Regions from separate parts of the Homo sapiens genome. Here region 1 is linked to region 2. A link is a loop called in an ENCODE intact Hi-C map of the cell type or tissue named here. Cell type or tissue: Panc1. All regions are shown on one strand. Links, peaks and the distances in the headings refer to the core of each region. The heading gives the core; the rest is flanking DNA.

Region 1 (6,297 bases), core at 2,280-4,779, 160 kb before region 2:
GAATGAGATAGCCGGGCGCGGTGGCTCGCGCCTGTAATCCCACCACTTTGCGGGGCTGAGGCGGGTGGAGCAGGAGGTCAGGAGTTCGAGACCAGCCTGGCCAACATAGTGAAACCCCGTCTCTACTAAAAATACAAAAATTAGCTGGGCATGGTGGCACACACCTGTAGTCCCAGCTACTCGGGAGGCTGAGACAGGAGAATTGCTTGAACCTGGGAGGTGGAGGTTGTGGTGAGCCGAGATTGTGCCACTGCACTCCAGCCTGGGCAACAGAGCGAGACTCCGTTTAAAAAAAAAAAAAAAGAAAGAAAATGGAATGAGATAATGCATGTTAGTGTATTAAGTGCCTGAAATATAACAAGTGCTAATACTTTAACACTAGTATTCTACTCCTTTATCTGACTGCTTTTGACTAGTTAGATTATGTTTTAAAGTAATAGTAATAATTCCTATTTAAAGTAATTATTACTATTAATTCTTTTCTGTGTCCCTGACACATCCCAGGGGGCCTGGCCACTGAGTAGGAGTCCGTTTTTCTTGTCAGTTTTTTTTGTTGTTGTTCTTTGGAGGGGAGTTCCCTCAATTTTTCTTTTATTGGATGTTTACTTTTTGGCTGTGGGAGTTTTGTTTTCTAACTGTTCTCCTCACCCCCTCTTTTATAATATATAATAATGGTAATAATTCCTATTTAAAGTAATTATTACTATTAATTTAAAACATAATCTGACTAGTCAAAAGTAGTATTCTGATTAATCAGCCACACCTGTGTTAGACTTGAATGTTTTTGTTAAGGAAGCCTAATGTGGGAAAAGTGTTTGAGACCAAAAGAGCAAGAGAAATGGAAATGAAAGCAGTAAGTGAATGGGCGCCTTCAGAAGGATTGCTAGTGCAAGCTGCTAGACTGGTAAGGATTACAGGTGGTCACAGTGTTAGCAGCAATTGCCTGACCTGGCTGTGGGGTCATTGCAGTTCATTGGTGGGAGACCGAGAACAAAAAAGATGCCGCACTTGCCTTCTCTGCAGAGCCTTCTGCTCTGATTATGTTTGTTCTGATACTGTTTTATCACTCCTAACAGCGAACACACTAAAATACTTTCTAAAATTGTTAAAAGGGCATCACACTTGGAGACTGGGGAGTGATGATTATCTTATTTTCCATAGCATCGGACTCTTGAGTATAGAGAAGAAAAGAAAGAAGACAGGATATATCTGAAGGCCTGGAAGGCAGGCAGTAATCTGAACATCAGTAAGTCCTAATGGTGTCATTATGCCATCCTGAAATTTTCCAGCAGATAAATTTGGTCATCTGGAGAGGCATCCATTTATATACAGCAGTTTGTGACAGTCTGAGATTATACTTAATATACACACTTGTGCTTAAAATACCTTTTTGAAGACAGGAATGTATGGCTCCTATTAGATAAGATTTCCATCAAAAACAATTTCAATAGTTCAGTGTTAATCTTTAGACAAGGTATTTTTACCCAGCGCTCTGGGTAGCTGATTATTTGGTGCTGTTTATGGTGGCACTTACAGTGATTTTTGTGGTACACATTGTTCTGACCATATCAATAATATGCTAGATGGTTGAAGCAGCTGGGTTAGCATGCTTTGAAAGTCAGATGAATTCTTACTGGTAGATTTTTACTGTATCTGTATGTTACTTGTTTAAAGTTTGTTGTGATGTGTATAATAATGGTGTTTGTTTTTAAAGCTTAATTTTGGTTTTCAGTAATGTATTACCATCCCTCAGACAATAGTCATTTTTGTTTGTTGACATTGCTTTTAAAGTTAAAAAAGAAAAGTGACATATTTAGGAAATAACATTATTGCCAAATATCACAGACTGGCAGAAAATGTAAGCAAATACCAGTGCAGAGAATTTCAGTAGGATTTTAGTGATTTTATATATTTGCAGCAGAATTACTGCATTTTAGAGCTAGAAGGAACTGCTCTGATTATAGATTATCTTCGTCCTTGCACAGATGAGGAAATTGGGTCTAAGCAGGGTGTCATCTGCCCAGAGTCACACACCACATTAGTAGTCGATTTCAGAGTGGACTCTGGTGTATGCAGCCCTTCTTGCTGTTGATGCTTAAGGTTTTAATTTAATCCTGGGAACTGGGGAGTTTGGATTCGTGTCTTCCTGGAGGATGTTACAGTTGAGCTGGCTCTTGCAGGGTGACGTGTGTTTGATTGGAGAAAGATACAGAAGGCAGGAACAGTATCTAAAACAGGACGAATCACAGGAGCCTCTACCGTCAACTTAGAAATTCTTTTCTCCTTCCCAAGTGGGGTTCCTTGTTTTCAGTTCCTTAGTTTACCGCCTTGATATGATGAAGCTCATCCTCATAGTGACTTCCTGTGAAAGGTGATGGGGAAGATGACTTTTTTTTTGAGCCTTGTGTGTCAGAAAATGTCTATGTTCTAAGTATTTGGTGTATGCCTGGCTGTGTATAAAATTTCAGGTTAATATTTTAGTTCAGATCAAATAAGTTATTTGGCAGTGACAAATTAACTCTGAAATCTCAGTGCATGAATAGAGGTCTGTGTCTTGCTTTCACAAAGTCTGCTGTGGACGCCGCCTCCCTTGGCCTCTTCCTTTGGGTCCAATCTGCTTTCACCTACAGTTCCTGTCTGTTGTCCCCATGGCGGATGTGGGTGTATCTGCAGGTCGCACGCTGGTCACCATAGGCCAGAACCAGGCCTAGTCCCTGCAAGAATTCCAGACGCATGCAAGGGCACAAGGAGAGTCATTGAACTGTCAGTGGGGGTCATAGTTGTAAGTGTGTTTCCTCTTGGAATATTGCAGGCATTGCTCCGTTGTCGTCCGGTTTTCAGTGTTACTGTTAAGTCACATGCCGCCAGTTTCCCAGGCAGTTGTAAGCCATTTCTTTTCCCCCTGGAAGCTTTTGGGGGACTTTTGTGTTATTGCCTAAATACTAACATTTTACCATGGTGGGTCTGGTGATTGTTCTTTTCTACTTTGGATGTGCTGAGCATTCCACAGAGCTTTTCAGTCTATAAACTTATGTTTTTCAGTTCTAGAAAAACTATTAAAATGACTTTTATAATTTCTTCCCTTTCATTTTCTCATTTTCTTTCTTTTTTTTTTTTCTGTCTTAAGCTCTTCTTCATTGGACATAGGAACTCCTAAATCCGTCTACTTATTTTCTTAGCTTTTTTCTCCATTTTTCTTGTCTGTTGTTGTTGTTGTTGTTGTTGTTCTTTGGAGGGGAGTTCCCTCAATTTTTCTTTTATTGAATGTTTACTTTTTGGCTGTGGGAGTTTTGTTTTCTAACTGTTCTCCTCACCCCCTCTTTTTTAAACAAATAGCATCCGCCTCTCAGTTCAGATTTGTGAAACCTTTTCTCAGGCTGGTTTTTCGTCGTCTTCCTTTCCAGCAGTCTTAGATTTTGGTTTACTCCAGTTTGTTTTAGCCACTTAACACTGTTGTCATCTGCCGTAATTCGCTTTGTGATTTTCTTCGTTCCTGTGTTTTTGGGGAATGATGGAGATAAAGAAGTGTATGTTTAATCAGGAGGGTTTTTTTTTCCCTTCTTTTCAACAGTTTTTGTTTGTTTTGCTAGCATCAGTGAATATTAAACCCTTCGTTTTTGGGAAAACCAGATCTATTTTTTTCTTTAAATAAAAGTAGTGTTTTCAGTTAGTGCTCTCATGAAGCCACATCTGTGTCACTGAGTTCAATTAACTTAGTCGATGAAATGCCTGCTGATCTGTAGTGGGTGGTAACATAATTATTTTAATTTGGACTATTTTAAAAGCATCAAGAGATCGCATCTTTGGGAACCCACAATAAATGGTTACTTTTGGCAATCAGATTATTGTTTTATAATACAAGTAATCTTTTCATTTTGTAAGATTTTTATATTGTTTGCTTAATAGGGATATATTATTAAATTGAATAATTATTGCTTTCCAAGATTCCCTTCAGCGCTAATGATCAATGAATGAAGTTTATGTTGGCTCTTAATGTACATTTAATAACAAATTTCATGTGGATTACTTTTTGTTCCCCAAATCTGCTATTTAAAACTCCATTCTTCATTTGGATGTACTTTAGAAATGGGGAAAAGATTATTTTAACTGAAAACTCAAATTCTCTACTGCAAATTGAATGACAAAATCTTGTATGTTCTATGTGAAAGCATTTGAATAATGGGCAAATTGCTCTTTAAATTAGAGCTTTTGTGTTGATCTGAAGGCTCTGAGAGCAGTCATAACAGTTGTGTTATTTTTCAGTTAGTTTTACATGCATGTTGCCTTTCACAAGTTAGATATTTTTGCTTTAGTAGTTCATTACATTTAAGATATTTTAATATATAAACAAATTACTTTTAATCTTAAAGCAATGAAGAAACTATTAAAACACTTTGCTACAGTACAGAATAAAAACAAAACATCTTTGTTCATAATTTGTCAAATTCTGAAAGAATCTTACCTACTTGGTAGTTTATAATTCATGAGGTCATTCTTTTTCATAGACAATTAATGTGGTGAGATTTTTAGGGAATTTGCTATATTTTTAGTTAAAATAATTTTGTTTACATTAAAATGTTAAATAATTGTTTTTTAATTTGTCATTGTCAGCTATAATCATATATAGGTGAATGGTATTAAAAGAACTATATATAAGATAGTATTTTACATTTATCATTCTGGAGGTCAGGATGTATTATATATATATCAGAAAGTATTACAATAGCTGTTTCTAAGCCACCAACTGTAATTATACCTTAGCCAATAAGGTTGCAGATGTGGACATCATTAAGGATCTTACTAGTAGTAAGTTGGGGTGCTGTCTTTTCAGTGTGCAAATGATTTCCATTATCAATGTTGCCCAGGTCTCCACTGATTTAGAGTTAAGATACCTATATTAATTTGTTGAAAAGTGTCATAGTTATTTCATAGGAGTCTCAGGCCTGATACACACAGTGGTAAAGATAAAAGGCTGATTTATTTCTTGTGATGTGTTTCCAACACCAACAACCACTTCTTCAGTGTGAAAACTGAGTGTCCAGGCTGGGTGCGGTGGCTCACACCTGTAATCCCAACACTTTGGGAGGCCGAGGTGGGCGGATCACTTGAGGTCAGGAGTTCGAGACCAGCCTGACCAACGTGGCAAAACCCCGTGTCTACTAAAAATACAAAAATTAGCCAGGCACGGTGGCACATGCTGTAATCCCAGCTACTTGGGAGGCTGGAAGGAGAATCGCTTGAACCCGGGAGGTGGAGCTTACAGCGAGCCAAGATCATGCCATTGCACTCCAGCCTGGGCAACAAGAGCGACCCTCCGTCTTAAAAACAAAAAAAGAAAACTGAGTCCAACATTTCAGTTAATTCAGACCCTACCCAGAGTAAGTACAGTCCCCACAGGCAACGGGCTGAGTCCCATGAGACTGCCCCGTCCTCAGATGCCAGTCACAAGTCCCAGGCCTCTCATACTTCTGACCGACTGGCTACAAATCAGGGGTTCCCACTACCTCCTCAGATTAGATAATTTGCTGGATAAAACTCAGGAAAACATTATTATTAAGGGCACAACTCAGCAACAGCCCAGTAGAAGAGGTGCACGGAGCAAGCACGGGGGGACGTGGAGTTTCTGTGCCCTCCTAGGGTGGCCTCCTGCCCAGCTCACCCTTGTGTGTGCAAGGTCCCCGAATCTTGTAGTTAGAGTTTCTGTAGAACTCAATCTCTAATCCTTTCCTTTTCTCTTCATTTCTCTTCAGGATAGGGACGGGGGGTCGGTGCTGAAAGTTCCACACTCTAGGCACTGGGTCTCTGGGTGACCAGCCCCATCCAGAGGCCATCTAGGAGGGCCGCTTTTAATCACAGCGTTAGCATTAACAGTTGTGATTGAAAGGGGCTTGTTTTGAACAATAAAAAATATTTCTATCTCAGGAAATCCCAAAGATATAGGAACTGTGCCAGGAACTAGAGACAAAGATGAAATATGTCTTATATCACATTTCTTTGAATTGGTTAAGTGCAAATAAGACAACAAAAAATAATATAACCATTTATATAACACTTGTGTTAGGTGTTATAAATAATCTAGAGATGATTTAAAGTATGGGGAGGATGTACATAGGTTATATGCAAATACTATGACGTTTTATATAAGGGACTTGAGCATTCATAGCTTCTGTTATTCCTGGAGCCAATCCCCCATGAATACCGAGGGATGACCGTATACGTATAAAGACAGTGATGAATTGGCATATATATTTACTACTTCTTAAATGCAACTTGTTAAAATCTGAACTAAAAAATTAA
Region 2 (6,297 bases), core at 2,039-4,538:
AGCACTGGTCAGTGATGGATTGGAAGAAAACTCGCCCTTCACGACGGAAGGTTTGAGGAGCACAGCTTTACTCCTTCCTGCTGGGTTCATCCTTCCTAAGCATCCTTGTTTTGTGAATTATTCCCTTACTCAACGATTTTAATGTCTTCTCGTTTTCCATTGTATCACGTTGTATTAGTCCGTTCTCATGCTGCTAGGAAGAAATACCTGAGACTGGGTAATTTATAAAGAAAAGAGGTTTAATTGACTCAAATTCCGCGGGGCTGGGGAGACCTCAGGAAACTTACAATCATGGCAGAAGGCACCTGTTCACAGGGCTGCAGGAGAGAGGATGAGTGCCAGCAGGGGAAATGCCAGGTGCTTATAAAACCATCAGATCTCACTCACTATCATGAAAACAGCTTAGGGGAAACCACCCCCATGATTCAATTACCTCCCACAGGGTCCCTCTTGTGACACTTGGGGATTACGGGGATTACAATTCAAGGTGTGATTTTGGTGGGGACACAGCCAAACCATATCCCATGTCTAAACTCGCTGTGGAGTTTCTAGTGAATTTAACTTCAGCCCAGCTGTCCAGCCTTCTTCTTAATTCAGCTCACCAGGCTCTCCAGGGCCTTTGCTTAGGTGGAGAGGTCCGCGCATGCATGCACACAGCGTCTCCCACTCCTTTCTTAGGTTCCTGAGCCAACCCCGCCCCAGATGCCGATCCCTCTCTGTGACCCATCCAAATGGAACCATTGCTTCAACGTCCACTTCAGGTTTTTTCTCCTACGGAAGCTTCCTGCTCATCCCAAACCTTACTGGTCTTCCGGTCAGCTCAGTTCCCACGGTGGTCACCATGACAACAGGTCAGCACAGGCAGCTTGCATGGGCCGAGGGCCTCATGTGCCCCGCCCCTGTGGTCTCTGGGCAGCATCTCCGGTACTTCTCACGCCAGCCTACGAGGTAGCTGCTATTTTCACCTCCATTTTATGGATGAGGAAACTGAGACACAAGATGTTAAGTCTCATGCCATTGGTCAAAGAGGCTGTAAGGGGTGTGGAGGGGATCACAGCAGTCTTGACTGTTTTTTTGATTTCTCTGCGAGGTAGCTAATAGGAACTCTAGTTTACAGAGGAGGACATTTAAAGTTCGATGCCCTGGGCCACAGGCTGGGGAAGCATTGATTTGAACCCAGGTCACTTGTGTTAGTGTCCTTAGGCTGTGGTAACAAATCACTACAATCCAGGTGGCTTCATACAGCAGATTTATCATCTCACGGTGCTGGAGGCCAGAAGTCTGAAATCAAGGTGTTGGCAGGGTTGGTTCCATCTGGTGGCTCAGCGAGAGAATCTGTTCCACGCTTCTCCCTCTTGGAACAGCTTCTGGTGGCTGCCAGCAAGCCTCAGCATTCCTGGCCTTGTAGCTGATTCACACCCATCTCTGTGTCTGTGTTCACAGAGGTCTCCCTCTGTGACGATCTGTGCCTAAACTCCCTCTCCTTTTCGTTTATAAGGAATGCATTTAGGGCCCACTCTAAACAGAGTGATCTCATCCTCGAGATCCTTAATTACATCTGCAAAGACCCTATTTCCAAGTAATGTCACACTCACAAGCCATGGAAGTTAGGACTTGAACGTATCTTTCTGGAGGGTGTTACTCAATTTACATCAGTCTCGCTATCAAGTCCACATCCTTTCCACACTGTGCTGTTGTGCAATCACTTTGTGCCATTAAGTTTCCTATTTGATCACATACTCTCTATGCGTAGACTCAGTGTTTGACAGGCTCAGGATTTATTTAAGCTGTTGTAGTTAAGAACCATGCTTTATCCATCATCGGCAGTCCCTCAGTGCGATAAGGCATCCTCGGATGGGAGAACCTTCCAGAATTCTCCATCACAGCAAGTAGACAGTTAGGTAACATCATCTATGGATAAAGCCATTCTTATGTGTAGGCAAAAGAAAATGTATTCCTCCACACAAAAAAGGATGCCTATTGGGAGTACCGGGAAGGAACTAATAATTATTTAGCTTCCACTACATGCTAGGCCCTGTCATGCATTTTGCTTTATTCTTATTTAATTAACATTTTGTCCATTAAAGTTCAGAGCAGCAAGAAAAGAAATGAAGTACCCCAAATAGCTAAATTGTAGTTGGTTTGGGCATAGCAGGTTAGGCTAGCAAGATGGAAGAAAACAACTTTTGTGATTCATTATGAAAAACAATTATTGAAAAATAATTGAATCTTAAGGTATTGTGGGTCTTACTAATTGAATATGCTTTCATTGAAAAGACAAAAACCCAGTGCTGTGAGAGAACCTTTGTTTTTGTATTGCCATTCACCGGAAAAGCTTTTTAAACTCAATAATAAAACTGTGAATAACTTTTAGTACTAAAGTTTCAGTCATTCTTTCTTTGGTGACTTCACTTGAGGGAAGTTAAAAAAAGTGGCAGTAATTCTGAGCACAACAAAGACTTAGAATTTCAAAACTCGATTTGCATTTTAAACATTCAGGAGTAAGGACTTTTGTTTGTTTGCTTATGGTTTTTTTTACGTAGCCCTTGAGGATGCAATGTTAAAAGACAGCACTTTTAGATGAAAATGATGGGTCATGTAATTGGAGGCTGGCTGGGTTGGTGGTGGGGGTCCGCAGGAAGGACTCCCCCGGGATATTCCGCTTCGGAGTTGTTTTTAAGTGGATTGTTCCTCAAAGAGAATGAAGAGTAAATATACTTCAAGTTTAATGCTCTCTTGAAAAGCAGCAAAGATTGCTTTTTAAAATAACTAAATCTGTGATGAGGGATAAGGGAAAAGGCCTGGTATTCTCTTCTGTTTGCCCTTTGATAACTTGTTTTTGTTTGAAGCTCTGTTTTGTGGATCTATGTTCTTGAACACATTTCTGTTTTAAAATCTCTCCTCTCCTGCTGTGAATTGTCTGACTTGGTTTTGATAGTGCACTAGGCTGGAGGTTTGAGGACTATTTAGTCATGAGAATGGCCAAGGAAGGGCTGTTGTTGGTTTATCAGTAGCACCCCCTTGTGGCGATTCTATGCATTTCCTAATTCTAAGTAGCTGAAACGTTTCAAGGACAAGTTTAATTTGATTTATACACAATATTTTCTTCTATTTTTCATGTTGTTAGTTTAATTACTTTTCTCTCTTACTCTAACATTTAGTCCAGCCTAAGATCCATTCTTTCCACTTTAAATTTAGGGATGAAGCCTGTGGCTTGGAACAGACCGGGGTTCATATGAGGATTGAAGGCATTTTAATAACACTGAACACCAAGTCACTGCCAAAAGTCTGTGCCAAATCTTCGCACTTGCTTGATTTTAAACACTTGAATATTTAATTCTAAAATACACTTTTCTCAAAACAAAAGTATTTTAAATTGCTGTTATTGTTACTTAATGGTACAGTATTCCCTTTATCTTTATTCGTACTCAGAAAATAAATTCTGAGGGCTTTCTTATTAACCACTAAAACGTATACTGTGTGCAACACCTTATACAGTCTACTCAAATGCTGGATGAGATTATTTGGAAATTAAGTTGCTTGAGTGAAAATCCCATATGGGAGAGCTGCGGATACCTTAGAGCAAATTGGAGCTGCATTGGCTTTACATTTCTTTTAAAACCTCCGTATTTCAATCAGAGAACTAAAACTGAGCATTAATGCATTTCACATGGGCTGAATATCTGGTTTTGAGCTTTGCTATAACTCTAGATATTTTGGTATGGTAATTAAACTAATGTTAAAAGTGCATCTTGACAACTTCTTACTTTTTTGCCATTATAGTCTCCTATTTCTGTAACCACTTTTCCACACGCCCCTCGAGGTTTTGCCTTGTTTGAATAATTTAGATTAGGAGGTCATTCAGAGATCATTTAAAATACAATTTTGCCCAGACTACATTACATATTACTTTTGGAGGACACTAAATGAATGCTTACTTGTAGAAATAATCAGGGCGATTGGTTTAGAGGCTCAGGGCCTCATTCTTTATGAGCCTCAAATACTGCGAGTACCAGGGTTGGGGGAGTAGGGCAGTGACTCACAAGGCAGCTTCTGGGAGGAAAGAAGGAAGTCAGGTGGTGCCCACAAAAGTACTTTGCATTATACTCAATCTATTGTACTCAACTATTCTCCATGCAGAGCACATTGATCCTATGCCACTGATTGATATAGCTTCATGATTTTTATGAATGCTCCTTCCCTTATATTCCCACAGGACTGATTTTGTTGACTTTTTAAAAATTCAATTTCATACATTGGGGAAGTCCATAGTGTGATTTGTGCTAGTGGGCTTTGATTATTTTCAAAACTTAAATCCTATATTTAAAAGAACTTTCTACGAGTGTTTTTGAAAAGTATATGTATATATATATATATATATATATATATATATATATATATACACACACACATTTAATACATATGTATATATGTATTACGTATACATATACATATATACATATGTATATATGTATTACGTATACATATACATATATACATATGTATATATGTATTACGTATACATATACATATATACATATGTATTAAATCCTGGGGCCTGATAAAATAAATTTAGGTATTTTTAACTAATTAGAAGAGGAAGGTATCTGAGGCAGGAAAATAGGGTATAGAGGCGGGGAACATAAGGGCGATTCACACTTCAGCTATGACAGGAAATATTCTATCCAGTTACATAAGGCGTAGGCTGAGTAAATGACTTTATTACTTTACTTCATCCTCTTCATTTACATAGGGCGAACACCAAGTAACCAGTGGAAACCTCTAGAGGGCATTTAAACCCCCCACAATTTTGTAACGGGGCCCTTGAGCCTCTGTGCTTGGGCCCACTCCTGCACTGTGGAGTGTACTTTCATGTTCAATAGATCTCTGCTTTTGTTGCTTCATTCTTTCCTTGCTTTGTTTGTGCGTTTTGTCCAATTCTTTGTTCAAGACGCCAAGAACCTGGACATCCTCCACTGATAACAGTATCAGGGACATGGGCTGTGCTTATTCATATACATTTGTCAATGGTTGGAGGCTACTGCCCACCTCTGTGATCACTCTGGAGAAGAGAATCTTGAAGATAATTGTAATTTGGATTCCCTTCACTCCAAAGTACTGTCTTGTCTTGAATTGGGACTTTAAAGAGGCAATGGAGAGGATGCATTGAGAATGACCAAACTGTAATCACATAAGGAGCTTAACAGCACTCTGCTCTATACCTTTCTCTCTTTTTAGGCAGGTTCTGGCATCAAAATGTCTGGATTTTAATTCAGCGTGCCGTTTACTACCTCGATCAGTTATGTTGCTATGTAACAAATTACCCCAAAACTTAACAGCCCAAAACAGCATACTGTTTTGGAGAGAGAGGATTCCTGTGGCTCAGGAATCCAGGTGTAGTTTCCTTGGGTCCTCTTCTGGCTCAGGGTGTCTCACAAGGCTGCAGTCAAAGTGTCAGCTTGGGCTCTGGCTTCATCTGACGGCTCAGCAGGGGGAGAATCCACTGAGAGACTCACTCAAGTGGCTGTTGGCAGGCCTCAGGTCAGGTTGGCCAGAGACATCAGTTTCTTGTCACATGGGGTGCTCCACTGAGCAGCTCTCAACATGGTAGCTGGCTTCTCCCAGAGTGCGTGAGAAAGGGAGTGAGGGTGAACAAAGACCGTCAGAAAGGTAGAAGTTAGAGCCTTTTTGTAACCTAATCTTAAAAGTGATATCCCATTACTTTTACCACATTTCATTTGTTAAACGTGCGGCACTAGGTCCAGCTCACATTCAACAGAAGGCAATAGCGGGATGCCGGGGGTCCTGAGGACACCTCAGAGGCTGCCGACCACACTACCAGGGTCATTGTCTCTGTCACTAATGTCTCTGGTATTGGGTTCTCTTGTGTCAAATGACTAAAATAATGATTCCTACTTTAGTGAGCACTGAATAACCTAATAAGACACTTAGAGCTGTACCTGGCCTATAGTTAGAGGCCAATTAAATTGTGGTGTTAACAACATCCCCATTTTATAAAGGAAGAAGTAAGATTACACTGAATTTACGGGACTTATCTGGAGTCCTGCAACTCAGAAGGAAGGAGGCTGCTGGGATGTGAACCCAGGGCTGCCTGACTCCAAAGCCCATTGCCTTAACCACTGTTCTGTCCTAATCACCACGGAGGCTTGGATGCGATTCCATCTCCATATGTGTAACAGGTAGTCAGAGTTGCATTCCTACTTGAATATTGTTTTCATCAATGACTTCTGTGTGGATAAGGCCACCAGCCAACTTCCTTTCTTTATCAAATTTGAG

The links. Peaks named below come from ENCODE experiments on the same cell type or tissue, not always from the same donor. Only the 100,000 strongest peaks of a DNase experiment are listed, where the experiment ranks them.
Region 1: it touches region 2 in a loop (4-fold over the local background); 1 of 110 quality-filtered maps calls a loop at or near these places.

Annotation. Positions count from the first base shown.
Region 1 is chr18:70,293,802-70,300,098 of GRCh38, forward strand. All of the region lies in intron 1 of SOCS6 (suppressor of cytokine signaling 6), which reads left to right. Among named protein-coding and RNA genes, the nearest start is that of SOCS6, 7.9 kb to the left of the region's middle. In Panc1, for the core only: no CTCF peak of the experiment used is centred there; no DNase peak of the experiment used is centred there; H3K4me3 peaks cover 2,056 bases; H3K27ac peaks cover 2,500 bases.
Region 2 is chr18:70,451,888-70,458,184 of GRCh38, forward strand. No RefSeq gene overlaps it. Among named protein-coding and RNA genes, the nearest start is that of LINC01910, 70 kb to the left of the region's middle. In Panc1, for the core only: CTCF peaks have their summits at 3,008 (motif pointing left) and 3,208; a DNase peak (open chromatin) is centred at 3,004; H3K27ac peaks cover 2,272 bases.